2 separate regions of the Mus musculus genome follow, and region 2 is linked to region 1. The links are chromatin loops, found by intact Hi-C in ENCODE. Cell type or tissue: gastrocnemius. All regions are shown on one strand. Region 1 overlaps Ext1 (exostosin glycosyltransferase 1). Region 2 overlaps Ext1 (exostosin glycosyltransferase 1).

What was found. Hi-C counts contacts between places; a loop is a spot of excess contacts. Peaks named below come from ENCODE experiments on the same cell type or tissue, not always from the same donor. Only the 100,000 strongest peaks of a DNase experiment are listed, where the experiment ranks them.
Region 2: a loop joins it to region 1, with 1.9 times the contacts of the local background. A loop is called at or near these places in 6 of 42 quality-filtered maps.

The regions. Positions count from the first base shown.
Region 1 is chr15:53,238,202-53,243,201 of GRCm38, forward strand. The region is part of intron 1 of Ext1 (exostosin glycosyltransferase 1); the gene reads right to left. Among named protein-coding and RNA genes, the nearest start is that of Ext1, 110 kb to the right of the region's middle. In gastrocnemius, no CTCF peak of the experiment used is centred here; a DNase peak (open chromatin) is centred at 2,743; H3K27ac peaks cover 538 bases.
Region 2 is chr15:53,125,813-53,130,812 of GRCm38, forward strand. The region is part of intron 1 of Ext1 (exostosin glycosyltransferase 1); the gene reads right to left. Among named protein-coding and RNA genes, the nearest start is that of Gm41323, 190 kb to the left of the region's middle. In gastrocnemius, a CTCF peak has its summit at 2,938 (motif pointing right); DNase peaks (open chromatin) are centred at 2,224 and 2,937; H3K27ac peaks cover 387 bases.

The sequences.
Region 1 (5,000 bases):
TCTCTAATGTCTATCTAGAAATTTGTCATTCCTCAGCAATGGGAATCCTCAGGCAGCTGCCCCTGACCTGGATTGATTAATTAACTAATTAATTAATTACTTGCATGGCTCATAGTCCAATTGCTCAAGAGTCCTGTGTACCTACTAGCCACCCTGTTGGACAACGCAAATACGCAGCTAACTCCCATCATCCAAAGCTTCAAGAGCCCGCAGAAAACAACAGAATATATTCAATGGAAATCTTCAGAAATGAGCATCTCCAAGAGTTTTGTTGCGTGCTATTCTGAATTAGTCCAGCATATTCACACTGTATGTGCTGTATCAATCACTCAGGACTGTATCAATTGTTCAGATAGCCTAGTGCTTGTCTGCATGGAACCCTTATATATATTACCATGAAGATCACAGGTCTGTGTCACTCCATTTCCTCAAACAGGCATTGTATAAACTCTTGGCACCACAAGAAGTAGGACAGGAACTATACTACACAGATTTTAAACCAGAGCACTGTGACACTCCCTTTACTCCTAGTATGGGTAGCAGAGGGGGGCAGATATCTGTAAGCTCAAAGCCAGCATGTTCTACATAATAAATTTCAGGACAGCCAGGTGACGGGCTGTCTTTAAAACAAAACAAAACCTATTTTGTGATGGGAAAGAAGTGGTCACAGTCACACCGTTATTTTTATTTATTTATTTATTTATTTATTTCATTTTGTATTTTTTGTTTTGTTTTGTTTTGTTTTGTATTCAAGATGGGATTCCTCTGTGTAGTCCTGGATGTCCTGGAACTCATTCTAAAACTCAGGTTGACCTCAAACTCAAGAGCTCTGCCTGCCTCTGCCTCCTCGAGTGCTGGGATTAAAGGCGTGCGCCACCACCCTGGCATAAGAATTTCTATTACTATAACTTCAGATGAGCTGAACCCCACCCATGCTCTTCAGCCAGGGCCCTGAACGGCACAAAGCAAAGGTATCTGCAATCTTAATACTTAATGTTCTCCCCTCTCTTAAATCCATCATTGTAATAAACAGCTGTTCGTGCTGGCAAAGCATATAGTAATTTGTGAGGCAGCCCAGTAACTGGGAAAACAAATCTTCATATTGGAACATCTGAGACATTTTGTAAAACTACATTATTCCTACAGTTCTTCAAGTAAATTGGAAAAGGGAAGAGAAGAACCACAAGCAAATGGGAAACAGTCGGTTTTTTGAAATGGCTTATTGTAATGCAACTGAATATTCCTCTTTCACTGACCCTCTACCCACCCTGAGCCAAGCAACTAATGTTTTTGTTTTGTTTTGTTGAAGAAAAGGCTAAATTTTTCCATGAGTGCTCTTTTCTGAGACCCAGCCTGCTGAACACTGATTTTATTCTCATGATCTTACCCAGCTCTGAAGATGGAGAATCAGATGCCAAGATGTCCACGATCCAGATCACCGTGGTTCAGCCCCAACTGCAGTGAAAGTCAGTAGTTATGGGAAAGGGAAGTCCCCTTCTGCTTTCTCTCCCTACACTAAAGGGCTGATAAAGTTGAAGCCCTGACTGCCACTTCCCAGCACGGCACAATGACCATATTGTGCTTGCTTTTTATCTCCTGTTTTATTGAGAGTGAACATCTCACTCTATTTAGCTTTGCTAGCTTAGAACTCCCTTTCCTCAAATACATAGAGATCCACCTGCTGAGATTAGAAGTGTGCACCACCAGGCTCACCCTGCATGTTTGTTTTTTATAAATCTCCATTGTACACTAAAAAGGAGGAGTCTCAGCTCTCTATAGCAGCAACTAGAAGACAGTACATTCGGGTTTCTAGCCCTCTTTAAGGAAGGATTTGTAACTGCTTACTAGGAGGAGGAAAAGGCCGATACAAAAACCTCAAAGTCATCAGTATAGACAAGAGTCAAGCATTTTCTTCCAGTAAGGGGTCAGACTTGGGCAATGGGTCATCTTTTGTCAGCTCTTGATATAGACCAAAGGACAAGTAGCTAATGCCATTAACTCAGAAGAAAACTGGTTACAGAAAGAGATCAAGAAAGATAAAAACTTAACCCAGCGAAGCTGACACATACATTTTGCATCATTTAGTAGGAACACAGACTGGGAGACAACCTATTTCATCCTTTGTCTGAAAGCATTAACTCAGATTAGCTCATTTCTTTTTTTTTTTTAATAAGTTATTAAGTATAGCTTACTATGCCATTAAAATCTTAGTGCACAAGAAGCCACAGAATTATAAAGCCCTTTTCCCCTTGTGTATCAAGCATTTTTAAAGGCCACGTCTGCTTCGATGGCTTCTTAATTCATTCAGGCCGATATAGCAAAATAGCAAACTAGGTCATTTATAAACAGTAGACACCTGTGTCTCTGTTCTAGAGGCTGAGAAGTCCAAGCAGGTTCAATCTCTGATGCCAGGAACCAGAGTAAGTCTTCCTTTATGCTGTACTCACCCACACTGGTGAAAAGTCACTCAGGACCCAAAGCCACAGATCATGGCACTCAACTCTGCCAGCTCCTTCCTAGAGGAAATGCTGTGTTCTCCACAAATGACTGTGTGTGTTCTCAGGACCCCAAGGTTAACGTCTTTCTAAAATCATTAACAACAGTAACTGTCTTGGCCTAAGAAATTCCACAAAAGGGTAGGAGCTAACCAGGATCCCTTTCTAAATGATACCAAACCTCATCTCCCACCATGCTCTCTTCCTCACTGAGCCTTTTGCAGCACCATTGCCAAGTGGCACTCATTCAGAATGCTGGTCAAATGATACACATGCTGCCATCCTGGCATGTACAGCTGTCACCACCATGTCTGACCTCTTCAATGTCAAGAGATAATAAGCGAGTCCCTTATCAAGCTAATGAGAATCTACAGGACAGCATAAGGACTTTTGCTTCATCTCCACCTCCCATTCACCACTCTGAAAACCAATGGTGAGTACGAAGCCGCCATTCATTTGTGCTCACTTCTATTCCCCAAGGTCTCTTGGGGCCTCCTCTCCAGTGAACCACATTTGCTGAGTCCATCCTATGGTACACTTGGTGACTGGCAAGTTTGTTTTTGCAAAGGGTCTTCTCAGCAAGACAGGACCCTGGTGACCTTCATGACTAGGGATGATTCGGCGTTTTCCAGAGGGAGAGGATTTTTTGTCAAGGGAGTCACAGGAATCATCAATAAGAAAGTGCGCTAGACCCACCATACAAACACAGAAGAGATGAGCATGTTAAAGAACCCTAAGTACATGTTCCTCAAGACCAGCTCATCCACTGTATAGGAGTTTGAATGCATCACCCATTTCATGGAAACAGAGGCAGAAGGGCTGGAAGTACAGAAGTCACTAACATGTGTCAAGTCCAGATCATTGCTTCCTAAGGGTCCAAGCTGCAGGGAAAGTCAAGAACAAAAGCCACAAACAACCCAATCTAGGAACACAAAGTAATACACTCTTCCTCTTCCTTGAGTCTGTCACATGAATGACAGGAAGATTTTTTTTTAAAAAGGACAAAACCAGCAGTTACTTAACCATGCATCACACAGGCATTTGGGTGCTTTAATTTAATGTTCCATAGAATGTTTGAAAACCCATACTTTAGAGCTAAAGCAATCCAGTTCTGCAGAAAACATCTCCCACTGACTAAGCCAATGAAAACATAATCATATAATATCTTGAAAAAAAAAAACAACAACAACAAAAAAAACAAGTCAATAAAGGCCAGCCTGGTCTACAGAGTGAGTTCCAGGGCACCCAGGGCTACACAGAGAAACTCTGTCTCGAAAAACCAAAAAAAGTCAATATTTTATGCCAATTTTAAAGGGGGGGGGGAGTGACTCTAGCATTGAAAGCTAAAGGTCTACACAAAGACTGCACTCCCTACCAGGCCTTAATGCAGACATATGCTATTTATTATCTTCATAGATATGTTGAATTAGATTAAGCAATAGATACCAAAAGACATCTGTGCTAGGGTTTTAGACGTTCTTTTTGGATTTCTGGTAGCACTCTGATCAATGCCCCATAAAAACACATCCTCTAATATGCTTTTGAAAAAAAATTGGAAAAACACGTGATTTCTGAGTTTTGTGAGACTCCCACAATTTTAATCCTCAATGATACTTCAATTCCAGGAACCACAGTGAAAGAGCTCTAGTATGGTGCCTGCCAGTGGGGCGGTGCTTTTAATCTGTAGAGCCCTTCAGCCTGGTTTCTTATTGTTTTCCTTCCTCCTGCCTCTGCTTCTGCATTCAATGGCTTAGAACGGCGCTCTTTACACCTAGGAAGAAAATCGAATGGAAATGTTGTTTTAAAACTTCAGAGAAAAACATTTTATTTTTCATAGCCAGAACATAGTCTCAGAGGTAAGCTTCAAACCACAGCACAAAGTCAAAACCTTAATATTTTTTCACTATATACTGAGCGGGAGAAAGAACATGCTCTGTGTGTGAGTGTCTGTGTAATGCATCTTTGGATTCCTTATTCCTCTAAACGCTTGCAAAATGGTAAGTGAACTTATATTGCATCAAATGGTACCAAAATCTCTCATGCATCACCAAATGATAAGTTACATTTTCAAAGGAAGAAAGTTGTAAAAAAAAAAATTGTGTACAGACAAGATGTTATGAAGGGGCTAAGAAAAGGAAGGGAGATGGACGGGAGGGCATTTGGTTAGCATTAGGAAACATAAGCCCGTACCTCTCACCTAGACAAAGCACTGTCATGAGTTTGGGTGTATCTACAAAAAATTTCAAGATAAACAATCCTTAAAGAAGCTGAGTCAAGGGCTGGTGAGATGGCTCAGTGGGTAAGAGCACCCGACTGCTCTTCCGAAGGTCCGAAGTTCAAATCCCAGCAACCACATGGTGGCTCACAACCACCCGTAATGAGATCTGATGCCCTCTTCTGGAGTGTCTGAAGACAGCTACAGTGTACTTACATATAATAAATAAATAAATAAAAAAAAAAAAAAAAAAAAAAAAAAAAAGAAGCTGAGTCAAGAAAGTCATAAAA
Region 2 (5,000 bases), 110 kb before region 1:
ATCCATCTTCTTCTTAGACTAATTTAGAAATTAGAGCAACTACCCAAGAATGTCCCATGCTGCAACAGAGATAGTAGTGTGGGGTCAGAGCGGGCCAAATCATCAGCTGCTGATCCCCTAGAAACAAACTGGAAGGGCAGAAAAATAAAAAGACAGATCACACAACACAGATTCTGTTTCTGTATTTTACAATAAAGTCCAATGTAGAGTAATGAAGGGGCTAGGTAAGTCCACAGAAGAGGGAAAAGAAACCTCATGAAACACACTCATAAAAAGATACCTTAATGTGGTAATGAAGGCAATAAAACAGCTATGACCACTGATTGACCACACACATATGTGCTCAGCTTCACACATGTTACCACAGTCTGTTGTCAGGATTGGGGGGCTGGGGGGGGGGCACACAAATTCATGCAGTAAACCCATTTTGCCATGGAAGACTGAGGCTGGCAGGTCTGGAGTTCTATAGCTGATGAGAGGATCGCAAACAACATGAAGATGCCCCACCCCCACCCCCAAACTCACAACCTGAGCTTCTGTTAATGTCAGTGGGGTCTCCCACTGTCAGCTTCGATGTCATGCAGAAATAAGTAGAAATAATCTCTTTCAAAGCATCATTCACACAAAAGATTATGGTGCTCATGGGTAATACAAATAAAGTACCATGAAATCTTAAAACATAGAACTCATACGTGCTGATTTCCAGGTACATTCATATTCTGACCCCCTTTCCCTCCTTCTCCCCCAATATGGTCATCTGTGTAAACTATTCCGAGCAAGCAACCATTAAACATGGCAGGTATGTTCATTTAGTTCACCCACTCTTGTGAAATCCTCCCAGGGATCACATAGGCCCCAAGCCCCAGACATCAGGATTACTCCCCTACTCCCCTGGGAGTCTTCTTACTAGAGACTATGTGTTAATGATGAGGAAGATTAAGTCAGTGGCTACTTATTCACAAAACAAATTTAACGGAAATAATAGAAGGGTTGAGAAGGCTACTCATAGTAGCACACGCCTGTAATCACAGTACCAAAGCTGGGAAAGATGATCACAAATTCAAGGCCAGATGGGTTACAGAGCTAGCTCTGACCTCAAACAGGGACAACGCAACAAAATAAAACAAGAAAAAACAAACCTCAGAATTATTTATCAGATTAAGATTTCAAACATCATTCTTACTTATCCAGATGTAGAAATCTGAAGGATATGATACTGGAGAGATTAATTCCAAATGGATGATAGATGAATCTCTATAGAATAATAGAAATTAAAGACAAAAAAAATACCCAACTGAATTCAGGACAAGAGTTTATGTGCACATATTACTTCTGGGCTATTTCAACCCTAGCATAAGCAAACTCAGGAAGGGAAACATCTCCCAACGAAGGGTGCTCAGTGACTTTACTCTTGTGGGACACTACTGTACATTTCTTTCCTATTGAGCTGTCTTGATTTTATTGAGTATGTATTGTAACATATTTCCGACCACACAGCAGTGACTCAGTAGTGTCCTTTGTAAACACGAGATGTGTATATACACAGCAGAGATGAATTTTTAACAGGGGCTCTAACTTGGGCCACCGATTAGATAGAGTACAGCACTGCTCACTGATACATTTGGTTCACTCCAGATAGGCCCCGATAACATTTTCACATTAGCAGAATTCCTATCAAAATTGAGATCTTAGACTTCTTATGACAAATGAGAAGTTCCAGGAACTCTGGGCTGCACTTTCTCAGAGAGAATTGGCAAGTGCTGAGCTATCTTTGCTTCCTTTGTGATGTCCCTTACCTGTCCCCAGGAGCCAGGTGCTATTGTGATACTGTATCACTGTGCTATTGTGATAGTATACTATCACAATAGATACCCTTGTGATATATATCACAATAGTTACTACTGAATCACAATAGTAACTACTGTGATAGTAATGCCTTGTATCCAGGTGAAGTGGCTAGACGTCAGAAAGGACTCATAGGAGACGGGATGTTGGGAAGAGATGCCTCCTCCAACAACAACCAAGTACTTGTTTTGGTAGGAAAACATTTCATGTGGTCTGTAAAATTAGCCATACTAGAGACAAACACATTGGGTTTCTTTCCCAAGGGCTTCTTTCCCTCCCTCTACCCACTCAAACTCCTTTCCTGCCCTGAATATAAGACCATGGGCATCTATAGCCCAGTCTGCAGTGGAGAACCATCTGTGAATGTCACAGAGCGGCCTGCTGCCACTCAACGGGCAGCCCATGCTGGGCTACTCCAAGTCTAATCCATAATTTACACGAGATACTCCGGCATGGAGGCTACGACATAAAACATTTATTGACAAAGGAAACAGCCTGCCACTTTAATATAGTTATATTTATTTATGCAAAGCAACACATTCTATCTATTTATTGAGCCTTATAGGAAATTTAAGTCCTTATTTGGGGGCTGTGAAAAGAAAGCCAGAAAATTCCATGAGATGTCTGAAATTGTTATCTTAAAACTTACGGTTCACAAAGGAAGTCCCCTCACACCTCGAAAGCGGGGGTGGGGGGGGCGTGGGGGGGTGGGGCATGAGAGTGCCACATCTCTCTGTCTGTCATCTGTCTCACACAGAAGGTATTTGCTACATGCTGTAACCTTGGTCCACATAATACATACAGAGAACAACAAAACAGTGAATGATGGCATTTCACTCTGCATTTTATCCCTTGTGTCCTAGTGTGAACCTTGGTAATGCTTACTGAATGAACTCAGTCTGCTGCTGTGATTATGAAAATGTGTGTTCCAAAAGCAAACTCTTGATTCATGGTCATTCTGGACATCAGCAGGACCACCAATTTGGTTCCAACGCCTTGTATAGCGTTGGCCACTCTTAAAGATGATGCAGCCAGCATTTGCTACTACACAGGGCTTCCCAATCCACTGTGAATGTAGGCACCAGATGCAGCCAGCAGATGGGGCACGTCCATATGGCAAGTGTCCTCATTGAACTGGTCTGGTGAGAAAGGCTGTAAGACCCTGCTTCCTCCTCCGAACCATCAAAAAAGATACCAAGTAGGAATGCAGAGAGACACCCCTTCTCTAAAAGGGGTGTCTGGTAATTTTGTTGGCTTCCTTTTCGTTCCTGTTAGAAGGTTGAGAAAAATAGGGGGCAGGAATAAATGTAGCTAGGATGATCATGATCCACCAGTCAGAAAGGAGAAAGGTATCACTCCTACTACTTGGAATGGCTACATCTCATTTAGTCAACTTACACATCCTCTGAGCCTACATGTACGGAGGCTATTCGCTCTGAGCCCACTAACCCCTGGAAATAGCTGCTGGATATCCCACAGGTCCCAAAAGGAAACAGAATATGTCCTGCAGAACATCCCATCTACAGGGACTGTACACACTGACAATGTGCAAATGGAAGGTACAACTACACATTGGGATGAGAGCAAAAGAGCCACCCATGTGACTAGAGATGCTGGGGGGTAGTATCCTAATGAGGACAGATACCAGGGAAGCCCTCTCTGCAGAAGACAAGGTCTAAGGACTGCGGGAGAACACAGCTCCAGGGGCAAGGGAAGAGCAATCCAAAAAGTGGAACGCAGGAATGCTGGGTGGCAAGTTGCAGCATTCTCCACACATGCAAGAACAATGGAAACAAAGTCAGTCTCTGTGGGGGTGGGGGGTGGAGGTACTGGTGGAGAAAGGAATGTAAGTGGTAGGGCCAAACACAACTGTCTGGGAGGGAGGGCAGTGAGTGTCTCTGATTCCCATCCATTAACACACAACCTTGGGGCAACATAGGCAAATCAATGAAACACACACACACACACACACACACACACACACACACACACACACACGGCTAATAAGTGCTTAATTCTGCAGTTGCTTTTTACTTTTTTCTTGTATATGGAAACTTCTTTTACTTTGCAAAGTAAGCATAAAAGCAAGCACCATTATATCAATTTCCTTTTTTTTTGCAGGTGAGGAAACAAAACTGCAGAGAAAGCTTCAGTGGTTTGCCCTGGATGCAAGAAGATCCTACCTGGTACAGTCCAGAAGGGCACCTCTCAGTAGTGTGTTTACAAAGTCATTCTCATAACATCCAGATGTGCTTTATGAAGGGAGTTAAAGTCTAGGCTTTGGGGGAGGGGTGAATATAGCTCTAGTGGCAGTGAGGATCAATATGTTCTAAAAAGACAATCTATGACTTGGCACTGAGTGTAAGAATAAACAGGCCAATACATGATCTTCCTGCCAGATGCCATCTTCCTTAGGAGTTTTGGTTCTACACATGGACACCAGAAAGACAGTCAATCAAGACGATGGACTTTCTAGGGAAATTTCAAACAGACACAGCCCCTGTTGGGACTCTCCCCTGCTCCATAGCCTAGCTCCTTCCCCCTGCCACCTCTGCACACCTTGATCAAGATAGGCTGAGGAGGCGAGAAGTAGCTCTGCTGTGGTCTTGTAGGAAGCCAGAGAGTTCAGAGGTGTTACACACAGGCACCCAGGAACCCTGAGCTTGGTCAGAGCCAACCACTGCCGCCTTTCCCAGCTGCTTCACATCGCTCAGAAGATAAAGTTATTCTACATTATTATTCCTGCTGCCAGGTCACCTGTCACCTGTCACTTGCTGCCTGACATGATGCAATACAGACTCTTCATATGCAGTAAGTTGCATGGAATTTTACCAAACTGACATATTTGCAATACCCACTCTTCTGTGTCTAAGAAGAGCCACAGGGAGAAATGTGTTTCAGCAAGATGTTAAAACAACACGTCTTGGGCTGAGGACATAGCTCAGTTGGTAGGAGTGCTTGCCAAAAATGCCTAGAGTCCTTGCCTCAGAACCTCATACCGAGAGCGATGGATGGATGTACCTTTCCAGTTACAGCACTTGGGAATTAGAGGCAGAGGAACAGGCATTTGATCAGACCATCATGGGCTACACAGCCAGTTCAAGGCCAGCCAGGACTGCATGAGGCACTGCCTCAAAAAACAAACAACAGCTGCA